3 separate regions of the Homo sapiens genome follow, and all the other regions are linked to region 1. Evidence: chromatin loops called from intact Hi-C (ENCODE). Cell type or tissue: mammary epithelial cell. All regions are shown on one strand. Links, peaks and the distances in the headings refer to the core of each region. The heading gives the core; the rest is flanking DNA.

Region 1 (5,179 bases), core at 577-4,576:
TATAAATTATTGAGCAAGTAACTATGACAGCATTTTGGTAGGTTCTTTGGACGCAGTATAGAGATGAGTGATTGAAGACCTGGCTTCTGAAACCAGAACACTGGCTGTGCTCACTTGCTGTGTGATTTTGAGTGACTTGCCTAACTTCTCTGTGCTTCAGTTTTCTCATGTGCAGTGGATACTCTGATAAGGCACCCAGATCCTCATACCTCCCCAGCGCTGAGGTACTCAGTCCCCAGCTCTCAGGAGTGTTGGCTGCTGATGGTGCAAAGCTGAGATCCCCTCCCAGAATTGCCCTCAGCAGAAGGGAGCTGCCTCGACCAAGGTTTAGGTCCCTCCCTGGCGTTGCTGCCTGCCATAACTGGCATCCAATATGGGGTGCAAATGCTGCACTCCCGGACAGCTCTGAACGAGCAGCTCAGCTCAGAGCTCCTCAAGGGATCAGCTGATTCCATGCAACTGCCCAGCACTTAGCCTCCCCCACTTCAATCCTTCTCCCTTTTTGCCTCTCATAGATGTCTGAGAGCGTTCTTCAGTGAACATCCTGCAGGCACATCTCAGAATCTCAGATTGTTTCCCACGGAACCTGACCTGCATCGTGTAAAATACCAAACATACAGAAAAGGTTTCTCTCCCTCCTCTTCCTCCTCCCCCTTCTCCTCATCATCTTCTTCCACTTCTTCTTTTCCTAATTCCAGATAAAGACACTAACACAGAGCTTTCCCTGGCCTGTATTATGTTCTGATACCTCACCGACAATTTCTGTACCTAACTGACATTCCGTGAATGTTGGTTGAATGAGTGAATGACCAGAACATGGTTCTAACAGGCATGAGGCCATCCCATCATGAAGGTGTTTTATCCCACAGCCACCCTACTGCTGTACTGAAGCCCGTTGTCCTCAGCTATGCGACATTGGCCAAGCATTCTGGTACTTCTTTCCAACCTGTCCCTTGATGCTCTTGGTCTCATTTTTCTCTTCATTATTCCAAACTGTGGTTCTGCACATTCTTTCTCCTCCTGTGTTCTTTATTGCATCCTTTAATCTCAGTTTCTTAAGTTAAATGTGTATGAATGATGACAGAAATCCTATATTCCATACGAATACAGATATACTTGGCAAAGTACCTGCCCCAAACACAACCACCACTGTTATATAAAGGACTCATCACAGCCCCCAATTGCTGTTTTCTTCTGGTGTAGTCTTCCACCGCAAATTCTTGCATCATTTCAAAGGAGAGAAATAAGAAAGTCCCGCCTGGCTGAGTCAGGCACAGTCCTGAGTTAGGTGTTGGATTACTTGACTCATCCAATAAGACTTGTAATGTCTTGCTCAGGAAACTTGTGGAATCTCCCTCCCTGGAATTACTTTTTAAATAGAAGAAATTCTCATTTCCTAAGGTAGTTTAAAGAGAGAGGGCTCTGGCTTAAAGGCAAGAGATAAGCTTGATGACTTGGAAAGGCTAAGCTTCCACGATTTGAAGATTTTTGTGGGTTTGTGAAAACACATGAATGTAAAAACTAAATATCCTTTAACTGCAGTTTTTTGAATTGCATTAGTTATTTAAAAGTGTCAATTCAGCTTTGTCGCAGGTGTTAGTTTGTCAGCTAGCAACAGAAACAAAAGACAGCTAACGAACTCAGAAGCAGCATTTCAGGAAAAGGCACGGAACACGCAGTGGGAACAGAATTAGGGAAGAACCAGGAGAAAGGATAAATCAGGGAGCAGCAGGTCTGAAATAAACTTAGAATAAGTAGATGCCGTTACGTCTGGGCTTTTCTGGGCGGCCAAAATAGCTGTGAAATGTAAATGATAGTAATTTTGTTGTAAGAGTCTCAAAAGAAGACCAGTTGTGGCGATCATATTTTAATGCTACTGTATAGTTTCCTAGGGCTGCCGTAACAAACTACCATGGACTGGGCTTACACAACAGAAATTGATTTTCTCATAGTTCTGGAGGCTGGAAGTTGAAGATGTGGGCAAGGTCGGTTTCTCCTGAGGCCTCTGTCCTTGGCTTGCAGATGGCCGCCTTCTCCCTGTGCCCTCACGTGGTCTTCCCTCTGTGTGTGTCTGTAGTCCTCATCTCCCTTTCTGATAAGGACACCAGTCATAGTGAATTAGGGTGCACCATCGTGACCTCATTTTAACTTCATCACCACTTTAATACAGTCATATTCTGAGGTCCTGGAGGTTAGGATTTCGACATATGAATTTGGTGGTGGTTGGTGGGGGATATAAATTAGCCCATAACAGCTAACATTGCCTCCCCTGATCGCTCCGTCTGTTATCGTGAGTCAAGCTCATCCTGAGTTTTATAAACATTGCATCGTCTTTGGAGAATAAGCAGACCGTTCGGGTGGGATGGGCTGATCCACACCTGTCCCTGCTGCCCTCCTGGAAGCCTCCCCATGGAGCCTGGGAGAGGCTCTCTCGCTCTCCGTGTGCCCCAGCTGCTCCTGGCAGCCCCTTCACGCCCCAGCTCTTGCAGGTTTCTTTTCCTTGGCGGCTCCCTAGTGCCTCCCTCCTGAGCCCCCACGCGGGGGTTCCACCTGCTTGTGGTGAATTCGGACAAAGACGCCTCAATGTTGAGTAAGCTCGATGGCGACAGGGCTGCCTGGCACACACCGTGGGCACCTAGAGAGGCCCGTGTGCCATAAGCCTGAGAAGTAACCGTGAGCTGGGGTGGAGAGGGAGAGGGGATTGACAAGTTGGAGGTGTAAAGCAAGTTTTTATTGATGGAGAAGGCCCGGAGGATCTGAGTAATGCGTTCTTTCCCCCAATCCGATTTCCACATCCTGTGACTGGGAGAGGCAGGAGAAAGTCAGGAGGAGCTTGACTCACGATGACTCTAGGAAGCTCCAGCCTGAGGAAAGCAGGTCACATGGACTTCACACGCCGGGCGGAGGCGGCCTCTCCCCAGAGAGGGAAGGCCTGGCCCAGGCTCAGGATGGGATTAATTGCCCTGCTGATAGAACAGCGCAGGCCTCTTCCCCTGGGCCCAAGCCTGTGCCTGCTCTTCCTAACTACAGCAGCAGCCTGGCCTGCTGCGGCCTGAGCGGCTGGAAGTGAAACCAGGGTGAGGCGAGGCTACTGGTGGGGGAGGGAGAGAGGAGGGAACTTCTCCCAACTCCCTGTGCAAATGACTACACATCCAAATTCTGCAGCCCTGAGGGTGTGAATGTCAAAATCACCAGCAATAATGAGAAGTATTAGGGTGGCAACCCCTTCCTGCCATTTAAAGCTGTTGCCCCACCCCTCCCTGGGACACCCCTTTCTGGTTCGAAAGCTCCTCCACCCCAGGGCCCATGATTTCCTATCTTCTGGCTCTTCTACCCCCGGCCGTTCTTTAGTACCTTTATGTCCCTTTCCCTTCCTGTCCCTTAGACAAGGACCTTTCCCTGCTGTCTGCTGCCTGCTTTTCTGTTCTCCCCTCTCCTCTCTCCCTTTCCTGCAATCTTGTTCCACAGGAGGGCTCAACAGCCTGCATCTCCCCAGCCCCGCCTCTCTTGAGACTGCAGGGTCTGAATTTCCAAACGGAAGTTCCTCCAGGCAGGTGGTTCTCAGCCTCAGCTGCCCGTGATTAGAATCACCTGGGAGGATTTTAAAAATCCCAACCCCTAGGCCCTAGCCCCAGACTGATTACATTAGAATCTCTGGGGGTGGGAACCAGGCAGCGGTGGTTTGTGAAGTGGTCGTTCATTCTCCCACCTGGAGATAATTGTCTCTCTTCTGACCTCCCACAATGCTTTATCTGAACTACGCTCAGAAACCTGATAATTTTTTTTATTTTTTCGAAGTCTAGCTCAAGAACAGGACTGCTGGGTTTGACATCTACCAGCCAGGAAGCTTTAGGCAGGTTTGTTTCCTCGTTTGTAAAATGGTGGTGGGCGGGGGAGTCTAATGATAGGACTTGGCTCGTAAGGTTGTTATGAGAATGAAACACAGTTCAGTGCCTGGCACATACCAAGTAATGAATAAAAGTCCGCTTTATAGCTTTGAGTAGTAAGATTTTTGAGGGCTAAACTTGGGTCTCATTCAGTGGTTCTAGCTTTAGCCTACATAAAGATTAAATAATCTTTTTCTACATTTAAAATCTATATTTTATATTCTGTAAAGTGTATCTTAATAAGGTTGGCCAAAAATTTCTTTTTTTTTTTTAACTTTTATTTTACATTCAAGGGTACATTTGCAGGTTTGTTATATAAGTATAGATTATTTTGTGACCCGGGTAATCAGCTTAGTACCCAATAGGTAGTTTTTCAATTTCTCCCCTCATCCCACCCAGATAAACAATCTTTAACAAGCTCTGGAGAAGCTTCTTAAAAAACAAACTCTTGGACCCCATTTCCAGAGATTTTGATTCCGTAGTCTGGGATAGGATGGAGGTCCTGCATTTCTAACAAGCTCCTGGGTGATGGGTGTAGCTGGTCTGACCCACCTCTGTATCATTTCCTGCCTACGCCCTCAGCCCAGGAGCAGCATGTGGCTGACTTTGCTAGGTCTTTCCTAGAGTCCAGAGCTCAAAGATTGTTCCCCAACAGCCACCTTGATCAATCCCCAGCCCAGCTCCCCAGGCTCTAGAACCTTCCTGACTTATACCCTAAAAGCAGAGTCCAGACCACCCCTCTTGTACCAGTCCAGGGCTTTCAAGGATTTGGATGGATTCTGTCGCAAGCCTAACTTAACCCCACCCCCCAAACTCCATATCTTCATGACCTACCAGTTCTTAAATGAGAAACCACAGAACTGTACAAAGCAACAAGAATGTACAAAGCTTGCCTTCCATATCGTATTACTTTCTTGAAAAATACCCTCCTTCTCTTTCTCCTGGCTTTGGGGGCCACACAGCACTTAGTAACCCACCAGCGCTCATGGCTTGCTCTATCCCCTTGGATTTAAATTGCTGCCACGGCCAGATTGTCTCGGTGAGGCCTGCAGGTGCCCTATTTAAGGAAGAAAGTGCACCGGCTCTTCTTCGGCTGAGCAAGGCACCCTTTTGTGTGCCTTTCTTGGGAGAGCACAGAGATTCGTGGTGGTCCTCTTGACCTGATTCCAGTTTCTCTAGTGAGATTTCAGCACTAGGCATTTTTCCTAATTTTCCTTCCCAGGAAGACTCCTGACTCTGTCCACCCTGTATCTGCCTCTTTGCCTTTGAGCTGTTTATTTGGTTCTTCCAAC
Region 2 (5,179 bases), core at 813-4,812, 71 kb after region 1:
GTGCAGCCAAGGTTGAAGGCTGCCTGGATCCCTGACGTATGGGAATTCTTGTCCATTTTCCTTGCCTATGGCAGCAGCTGAGGTCTTCAGGTTGTTTTGAACATCATCTGAGAGAGCCACTGCCTTTGTTCCAAGCTTCCTTGCAAAGCCACTGCCCAGCCATGCAAGTGCTCAGCACATTTTATGGCATGACCAACTGCCTGGTCCCTTTGGGTGCAATAGCAGAGGTGACTTTGGGGTGGAGTGTGGAGCCAGGCTCTGGGAACGGCTCAGATGCCCCTGCAAAGCTTTCTGGTGGAGCTGTCTCCTGTCTCCCTGGGACCTCAGTGCACTTCCTTAGCAAGAGCCCAGACTACTGGAGCCAGGGAGGCACCTTGTGGGAATTGTGCCAACAAATGACCTTTGGACTTGAACTGTGGCCTGGCTCTCTCCTGGGTCTCCAGCCTGCTGGCCTGCCCTGATAATTTGGGACTTGCCAGCCTCCATCATCACGGGAACCAAGCCCTTAAAATAAATCTCTTTCTAGGTACATACACATCCCATTGATCCAGCTTCTCTGGAGATCCCTGACTGCTACACTCTTCCTTGGCTCCCCTGGCCTCACCTCCTTTCTCTGGATCCTCCCACCCTCCACTCTCTGCGTCGTTTGCCTGCAGTGTCTGTGACTCATAGGCCTATAATAATCCTTCCGCTTCTGCTTGCCAAACTCTCCTCTTTTCATTCAAGAGTCTCCCCAAATCCCACATCATCCCATCAAGGAAACAACAGTCTCTCCTCCCTAGGATGAAGCCATTCATGGAGCAGATTTCAGAAAGAAAACTCTGTCTGTATGAGTGTTTCTTTGAAAATTCATGTTGGAGACTATTCCACGCATGACAGTGAGGGGACTTGGTGTTCCACAGGCTCTGTCTCAGAGGCCAGGCTACAGGGCTCCCCGTCTGCTCTGCACAGGTCTGCATTTGGCACATGGTCTCATATGGCTAGTGGTGCCTACCAGATGGTGGTCTGGGGCGTGGCCTCCTGAACAAGCTACTGAAGGCCACTGTCCTGCATGGCTACAGATTTCACAACCAACCCTATGCCACCAGCCTGTTCATATGACATTGCTTAAGGCAAGGAGCAGTCAGGGAAAATCCCTGAGCATGCGTTCTCTCAGCTGTGGGCCACCATGTCTTCCTCCTGTGAAGGATGAAGGGTTGAGGAGGCACTATCCTTCCCTTCCTACCACACATGTAGAGGGGCCCCTGTCGTGTTACTGCAACCACCATTAAGCCACATTCTCAGTGGACATTGCACAGCCATCGGACATGCTGCCTCAAAGCTCCACCTACAAGCTATGGCCCCAGAGACCCCTGAATGCCATAGACAGCTGGTGGTATCCCAGGGACAAAGAAAGCCCAAAGTATATGTTCACATCGCGGGGATACTAAAGCGTCAGAGTGAAAGAACATAAGCTTTACAGATACTCTAAATTCGGTTAGTCCCATTTCCACAGCATTTGCCATCTTGGGTGACTCATTCAACCTTTCAGAGCTAGGTTTCCTCATATATAGAGGAGGAACGCAATACCTGCTTTGTGTTAGTGCTACTGAGAAGAAGGATGATGATGTTGATAATAATAATAGGCTGAGGACATTCTGCCCAGTGTTAGCATCCAATAAATACCCGTTTCTTTCTCTGTTCTCTTAACTAAAAGCCTCTACTAATCCAGTGGAGGCTACTTATGGGTCATAATTTGAACACCTGGGAGAGGTAGTGTGAAATCATAGTATAGAGGAGCTGATGGCAGCACTACGATGCAGACGGCATTCACGGAAGGGGAGTTGATGACAGGACTAGGATGCAGAAGGCGTTCATGCAAGGGGAGCTGATGGCAGCACTAGGATGCAGATGGCGTTCATGGAAGGGGACCTGATGGCAGGACTAGGATGCAGAAGGCGTTCATGGAAGGGAAGCTCCCTTACTGTCCGCATGGCTTCACAGCATCAACAAGAGGGTCCCAAATCACATGTTCCAGCACCCATTCCCCAACTTGAAGTCCCAACACAATAAAAATAAAGGAAGGCAATGAAATATTGTAAATGCCATGGAGTCTAGAAATCCTAGATTTTAGAACCCTCTAAGTCTATGCAAAGCATTAACATTTCAACACATAACCCAATTTCAGGAGGCTTACACAAAGGAAAAGCAGTCCATTGCAGCGCCCTCCTTCTTCCCACTGGTGTATAGGAATGCCTCCTAAGCAGTCGTGGCCTTACAGAGCCCTAGAGACAAATTCATTTTGCTTTTTTGTTTTATTATTGTTATTATTATTATTATTATTATTATTATTATTATTATTATTTGAGATGGACTATTGCTCTGTCACCCTGGCTGGAGTGCAGTGGCGTGATCTCGGCTCACTGCAATCTCTACCTCCTGGGTTCAAGCAATTCTCATGCCTCAGCCTCCCGAGTAGCTGGGATTAAAGGCACTCGCCACCACACCTGGCTAATTTTTGTATTTTTAATAGAAACGGGATTTCGCCATGTTGGCCAGGCTGGTTTCAAACTCCTGACCTCAGGTGATCCACCCTCCTCGGCCTCCCAAATTGTTGGAATTATAGGCGTAAGCCTCAGCGCCTGGCCTCATTTTGCAATTAACAAAATACAAGGAGGCCCTCCTTGATATTTGGAGATAGAGTATTTCAAGCACATTTGATGAATTTCTATCTTCTTATGTTGTGATAAGAAGGCTTGGCAGGATGTTTTTACAATTGTAGTATACATTTCATGGGGAGGAAAGGAAATACCTATATATGTGTGTATTTTATATATACAAAATATAAAATGAAAAAATGCAGTTGAACATATATATATATATATATATATATATATATATATTCTCTTCTGGTTTTCAACTGCATGTTTACATTATCTCATGTTTGGGTCTAGGCCTGTTATTAAATGGGAAGATGAGAGCCCTCTGGTGGCTAAATGGACTCTTCTTTTTTTTAAGAGATAGTAAAACTAATTATCTTGTGTTTTGAAAATTCTATACCTTGTTCCAGTTAGCAATTTGCTGCATAAACTTCATCTTTTCTCCACTTTTCTCCACTGTTCTTCATCTTTTCTCCTCACCCTTGAGTAAAGACATAATGAGATATTACATTTTCAACCTCTTTGATGCTCACACTTTGCATTTAGGCAAATAGTTAATCCACCTTCTGAAAAGATAAAACAGTGTTTTAGAAATTTGATTTTCAGACACTCATCTAACAAATATTTATGGGGCATCTATAACAAGTAAGACACCATTCTAAGTACTGTAAGAGCTATAAGAAAATTTATAATATAACATCTAGTTGCAAGAAGCTTATAGTAGAGTATAAAAAAGAACAGCCTTGACTTTTTAAAAATGTATTTTTTTCTATAAACTTTAATCATTTTATCAAATACATAAGTTTTCTTATCAGAGGTATTCTCCTAGGTTCCCTATCTTCCATCTACTCGGGTGCCTGTAGCAAGAAGTGGATCATCAAGTTGAACTCTTCCTTCTCCCACTGTCCAATCCAATGATTCATCATGTCCTGCCAGCTCTACTTCTCTTTATTTCTATTGATGCCAACTTAGATCAGGGCACCTAAATTTCAGGTCATTACTATATCCTTTTATTTATTTTATTTTATTTTATTTTTATTTTTATTTTTTATTTTTTATTGAGACAGGGTCTCTCTCTATCACCCAGACTGGAATGCAGTGGCACAATCACAGCTCACTGCAGCCTCGACCTCCTGGGCTCAAACAATCCTCTCGCCTCAGCCTCCTCAGTAGCTGGGACTACAGGGATGTGCCACCATAAGAGGCTAATTTTTAAATTTTTTGTAGAGACAGGGTACTCCCTACGTTGCCCAGGCTTATGGTATGCTTTTTAGAAATGTATTTTTAAGTTATTTTTGAGTGGTTGATACATGTACATAGTATAGAATTCAACATATACAATAACAAATGCATAACAGGTAAGTCTCCCTCACACTCCTACACCGTACACACCTGGTTCCCTTCTACAAAACAGCTACAAGTATCAACCCTTTGGATATACTTGTAGAGATATTCGGTTCACATGCAAGCATGTATGTATTTTTCTCACAAATGATGACACGCAGTTCAGTGCCTTGCTTTTACATCTTTCAGTACCTGTTGGAGAAAATCCTAAATCAGTGTAAAGAGGGCTGCTTCATTCTTTTTCAAGAGATGCATAGAATTCTATTATATGTATGTATATTACCATAATTTATTTAATCAATTCTCTATTGATAGAAATTCAGATGGTTTCCAATCTTTTACTATTACAAGTCAATGCTGCAATAAATATCTTCTTGCAGACATCATTTTTGCACGTGTGCCAGAATATACTTAGAATAAATTCCTAGAAGTGAAATTATTGGATCAAAGGATATGTATATTTTTACTTTTGATAGTTATTGCCAAATTATTCTTCATAGAGGTTTTACCAAAGTCTACGCTCGCTGACAAAATATGAGGCTCTGTTTCCCCAAATTCTCAACTATACCGTGAGTTAGAACTTTGTGTTTTATCTTTACCAATCTTATGGGTAGAAATGGTGCCCCAATACAGTTTTAAGTTACATTATTCTTAATTTGAGCGAGGTCAAGCATCTTTTGATGTTTATGATGTATTTTAACATAAAGATACACCTTTGTCCTTATCTTTACTATACATGGATTTAGTTATACGTGTCTCCTTATATCTCTTGTTCATTTTTCTGCTTGGGGTTTGTTTTTTGCTTGTCTTATTGAACTGTAGGAGTTTGTGGCAGGCAGCTTCCAAGATGGCCCCAGATGACTCCATCTCCTGATATCCACACCCTGACACACTCCCCCTCCCACATCGTACCACAGTTGCTCTGTGTGACCAATAAAATATGGCAGAAGAGATGGTATGCCATTCCCAAGATTAGCGCATAAAAGATAATCAGCTTCTGTCTTGGTGGCTCTCTCAATCTCACTTGCTCTGGGGGACACCAGTAGCCAGGTCTTGAGCAGCCCTGGATAAAGAAGACCACGTGGTGAGAAGCAGAGGCTCTTTTGAGAGTTTCATGAATGACCTTAGCCAGGGTCCTTCAGCCTCGGGTAAGCCTTAGAAAGACCCAGCCCTGACTGATGTCTCCACTGCAACAT
Region 3 (5,179 bases), core at 813-4,812, 150 kb before region 1:
ACTCCCACCAGCAATGTAGGAGAGTCCTTTTAAACTTGGAACGGTCCAATGTTAACATTTTACCAATCTGATGGCGGCAAAAACCGTCAGATTCTTCAACTATTCTTTACTACGTCTTCAAGCAGCTTTTATCCATTCAAAAACATCTTCTTGCATCTGAAAACTCCCATAACAAACAATAAAAGCCTTGCATGTTTTCAAGACCAATACATAGATTTCTCTTATTGCTAAATGTAATGTTCATTTTAGTGTTCAAATGCTGTATAATGCATTATTTTTGAGCTATTATTGAAACAGCGTATCTTTGTGCATGCAAATAGTTACCTTCAAATTACACTTTTGCATATTTCCAAAAGATGGAAAATGTATCCCGCAATTCTTGTCTTTAGCTATATATATATATGTATAAGCCTTTCAGTGAAGCATCATTTCCTGCAGCTAATTTATATTAGGATTTATTGTGCAAAGTTGGAGAACAGGATTTCCAGAAATCTGCTATACATAAAGTTGAATAACTGTAATTAAGAAGAATTTTGAAAATGCAATGACCTCATACAATGACAAGTGGCTGACTAAATAATAACCAAACTTGGGGCAGATACACTCAGAGAAAGAACAAATATATTAGCAGCGTAGTAAGTAAAGAGATTATAGTCCTAAAAGAAGAGGCCGATGTTTTCAGCAACTTTAAGCTGTAGAATATCTTTGGGTCAGACAATAAGGAGAAGTACTTTGGTGAGGCAATATTTGTTACTTACTTTCCCCTAGCTAAAGCTGTATACATGGATAAAAATTTCATCAGCAGTTGTATACTCAGTTTAAAAACAAAAAATCACAAACATTCCATATGCATGCATAAAAGATGCCCAGATAATTACCTATACAAGAAATAAGCTAATTGAAAGCACGAAGAAAAGTTGGGAACCTTAAGATAGTATAAATATCTACTGAGCATTTAATTAATCGCCTTTTCAAAAAGAAAGGCAAATTTAAAGATTAAAGATGATATAATTCTACTCCTTGTTAAATATTTCAGAAAAAGAAAGCCTTAGTAATACTTAATTATAATTATTAATTTGTACAATAAAAAGCAAGATGAATATCATGAAGTAATTAGAGAAGTTATATGGTATTCACCAGCCCTACCACAATTACCACACACACACACGCACACACACACACCATCACTGCCATCACAATGACTACATGCTTACACACAGCTATACATTCCAGCACCACCACCACCGCCATCATTACATGCTTATACACATACAGCCAAGTGGAGTGCCTTAAATATTTTAGAGGGAAAAAGCAAGCAAATGGCTGCACAAATTATGACATTATTAAACTGGTATATCCAGAATAGTGAACTAGTTTATTCAGTTACCACTGTGGATCCACTAATACATTATACAACTTATTTCAAGCCATTTTTCAAAAATTGCAAAATAGATTTAATTTCTTGGTATTTCATCTCTATTTCTTTCTGCTTATCTTGTTCTACATTTTTCTTCCATCTTAAATTACTTTTATTTTCTTTTATAGTCACTTTAATTTTCTATCACATTACATTTTAAGCCAATTGCTACCATCATTAGGAAGAGATTAAGAATTTTCAAGGCCAAAAACATTATCTGCTATAATAATGTGAAATCTGTGTAACAGTGCTCAAGAATACTTTCTTTCAATAAGAAAAAAATTGAACCTACTAGTTCAAATTTAAAATGAAAGATAACAAAATATCTTCCATGGATACTTCATTTATGATAATTAAAATATACATACATTTTACTCATAAACATTTTAATATATGCTTAGGACAGAACAATTTTGTCTAATTTGACTGATTTCCTACTGGTCAATCATTTTGGAGGACTTAGTTATGCTTTAAGGTAATCCTGCATAGCATTCAGGAACATATACATATGCATATGTGTTTATGTACACAAAGATCTTGACATATCTGCAGGCTACAGTCAAAATTAAATGTTCCTCTAAAGCAGTTTCTAAGTGAAAGAAAAATTTATTATTCCTTGTTTCTCTTTTTAGACTTTATAAAATGTAGACAATAAAATTACCAGTTGCCCATATAACTAATATAATCTGATGTTTCTAAAATAGTCTAAACTGCAAGGCTTATACTGTTTCATAAATATTATTTAAAATCTGTTTTTTCCATGAAATTGAAAAGCTAAAAATCCAAACTCCAATAGATAAAAAAAAAGACTAAAAAATAAGAGATGAAGAGATGGAGTTACAAAAATACCCAATTGTATAATTTGAGAGGCTGCCATGAGAACCAATGAAACTAGGGTAATAAATAGAGAAGGCTTTAGAAAAGACGCCAACATCCCAGGAAATGTGAATTGGCTGTGATGCTTATAAACCTGAGGCTTGAGGCCTCTCACTTACTGGGGATCCCTGTGAGTTCCAGGAGTTGCAGAATGTTCCAATTGCTGAAACAGGCCTAAATCTTCAAAGCTCCGGTGACTTCCTGTGATTACTTTTCTCATTCCAATAAACCTTCACATTTGTATTTAATTCTGTAATCCTAATTTTATGTTCTTTTACTTAGAATTCATTCCAACTACAGTTGTCAGAGTTACCAAATAAAATTCAGGACTCACAGTTACATGTGAAAATCAGGTAAACAGTGAATAACCTTTTAGTATAAGTATGTCATGAGCGATATTTGGGACATATATGTATTAACATTTTCTGATTTGTTTGGCTGAAATTCAGATTTAACTGGGCATCAGGAATTTCTCTGGTAACTCTATCCCCAAATTGTATACACTTCAGGCTTCATAAAACCTGAATCTGTCAGATTTTCCTCCTGGGTAAGAAATACTCAAAGAGGAAGCTTATGGGATCATTAGAATCATTCTTTTCGAATCAGAAGAAACTTTAAGGAACCTCTAGTGTCAGCCCCTCAATCCCCTTCTTTGTAGATGGAGGAACTGGTGCGAGATCAGATGGCAGCTGGGCCTAGAACTCAGTGCCCCTGAGGCTCAGGATTGCACCAGGGCCAGAGGCTCCACTCTCAGCCTCAGCCTCGCCCTTGCCTGCTGAGAAAGCTCTTGCTCCTTCTCGGGCTGCTTGGAAGCTCTGTCTGCACGCTCACTGCAGGGCAGCTTCCAGAGGAAAGCTGTGAGTCAGCAGGGTTTGGCTTGGCTCTGTATGGGTCTGCTCTCTCACCCTGACACACCAGGACACCCAGGGCCCTTGGGCTTATCTGACTGTCACTGATCTCATCGCTTTGCCTCTCCACCCATCCCTTCCTGCCCCCAGACTGGAATACCACCTCAAGATCTCTCCAAGCCCCCTTGCAAACCCACCATACCTGAAAGAGGCTGTGGAGGGCTGGTTCCAGGTAGCTGTTCCCATGATCATGAATCTTTAACCATAGAGCCCTTTGAGAATCCAATAAAAGCTATGGATTTCCTGGTTCCAAAGAGGTACAAGGGCACCAAGGCAATTTTGCATCTAATATCGAGGGACTCACAGATCTCCTAATGCCCTGTTTTGGGGCCCACGGGTTAAGCATCTCTGTATCACACCATGCTTATGCACTGACATATACAAGAAGGTTGGGCCCTACCAAAACTGCCTGTGTACATATGCCCTAACATTGAAATATACGTCTTGAGAAACCCAGGACACTCAGCCCATGGTAGAATGCATCTTGGAACACAACTAACTCATTTATGGGGACAAGAGAGCACTACAGACACTTCTGGAGGTGCTAAGTTGCATTTTAAATAAGGAACAATATTTAGGAAACCAGAGAAGTTCTCTAATAAGGGACTCCAGGCATCAAGAACAGGCTGACTGAAGCTGGGTGTGGTGAGGTGCGCCTGTATTCCCAGCTGTTCAGGAAGCTGAGGTGGGAGAATCGCTTGAGCCCAGGAGTTCAAGGCTGCAGTGAGGTATGAGTGTGCCACTGTATTCCAGCCCGGGTTCCAGAGGGAGATCTTGTCTCTTAAACAAACAAATAAACAAAAAATAGGCTTAGTGAGAAATTTCCCTCTCAAAGCACATCATGCCATTAATCCCCACACTGGCTGTGTAGAGTGCGAATAATAATGATAGTAGCTGCTAGCATTGACTAGATGCATTGACTAGTCATCCTAGACGACTGTTCACTATGTCACAGACACCATGCAAAGTACTTTGACGACACCTCTGTGAGGCAGGTATTGTTATCAATCCCTTTATTCAGGTGAGAACGTGAAAGCTGAGAGAGTTTAAATAGCTGGCTCAAAGTCAAGCAGGTTCAAACCCAGGAAGATATGAAGCCATCTTACTCTATGCAGACTTCCATGAGGAGTCCACAGTTGTCCCTTTGAAAGTTGAGTTACGGCCGCTGGGTTGGAGACAGCAGGCTGCAATATCTGCTCTGCTCACTAGTCACTCTTCTTTTTGCCCTCTGGGCAAACATCTGGTGAAGGAAAAATCCAGTGGTTGCTTGAGGGTGTTCATTCCGGGAAAATTTAGGAGGGTGATTAGAGCAAACTGGTCAAAACAGAAAAGTCTGGATCCTTTTTTTTTTTTAAGGAGTGTGGAATTTGCTCAGCTTTTTTCTCCTCGAAATTTTCTTTAAAAACAGTTTCAGGTTGAGAATCCCTTATCCGAAATGCTTGGAACCAAAAGCGTCTGGATTTGACTTTGGGATTTTTTTGGATTTTGGAATATTTGCATATGCATAATGAGATATCTTGGGGATGGGACCCAAGACTAAACAGGAAATTCATTTATGTTTCGTATACACCTTATGCACATAAGCCTGAAGGTAATTTTATTTTTCCCTTAAGGACGCTGGATAACCTTGCGGGGTGCACTTGTGTTTTGACTGCTGCTGGCCACATGAGGTCCAGTGTGGAATTTTCCACTTGTGTCATAACAGCAGCCATGAAGTTTTGGGTTTTGAGCATTTAGGATTTTTGGATTAGAAATGTTCAATCTGTACTACAACAAAAGAGGTAGGCCTACTGTCTCAGCAACAGAAGTGAATGAATAAGCCCTGGTATTTCAGAAACTTAAAAAAAAAAATCACATATATCCCATCTTTTGGCCTGGTGACCTGAGGCAGCTGTTTAGGTGATAGAAAATACTAAACTAATTGTGATTTGGCTTGATCATCTAAACACGAATGTGATCCAGGAATAAGTCATCTCCA

What was found. A loop is a pair of places that touch in the nucleus more often than their neighbours do. Peaks named below come from ENCODE experiments on the same cell type or tissue, not always from the same donor. Only the 100,000 strongest peaks of a DNase experiment are listed, where the experiment ranks them.
Region 2: a loop joins it to region 1, with 6 times the contacts of the local background. A loop is called at or near these places in 12 of 110 quality-filtered maps.
Region 3: it touches region 1 in a loop (8-fold over the local background); 3 of 110 quality-filtered maps call a loop at or near these places.

What each region holds. Positions count from the first base shown.
Region 1 is chr6:11,768,709-11,773,887 of GRCh38, reverse strand. All of the region lies in intron 1 of ADTRP (androgen dependent TFPI regulating protein), which reads left to right. Among named protein-coding and RNA genes, the nearest start is that of ADTRP, 7.5 kb to the left of the region's middle. RefSeq lists enhancers at 2,355-2,878, 2,698-2,992, 2,879-3,400, 3,401-3,924. In mammary epithelial cell, for the core only: no CTCF peak of the experiment used is centred there; DNase peaks (open chromatin) are centred at 1,267, 2,227, 2,977, 4,447 and 1 weaker place; H3K4me3 peaks cover 670 bases; H3K27ac peaks cover 4,000 bases.
Region 2 is chr6:11,698,124-11,703,302 of GRCh38, reverse strand. It overlaps LOC340184 (a long non-coding RNA gene), which reads right to left. Exons shown (of 3, transcript XR_001743973.2): 2 at 3,040-3,120. Among named protein-coding and RNA genes, the nearest start is that of ADTRP, 78 kb to the left of the region's middle. In mammary epithelial cell, for the core only: a CTCF peak has its summit at 2,966 (motif pointing left); a DNase peak (open chromatin) is centred at 1,532.
Region 3 is chr6:11,919,165-11,924,343 of GRCh38, reverse strand. No RefSeq gene overlaps it. Among named protein-coding and RNA genes, the nearest start is that of HIVEP1, 91 kb to the left of the region's middle. In mammary epithelial cell, for the core only: no CTCF peak of the experiment used is centred there; a DNase peak (open chromatin) is centred at 3,123; H3K27ac peaks cover 530 bases.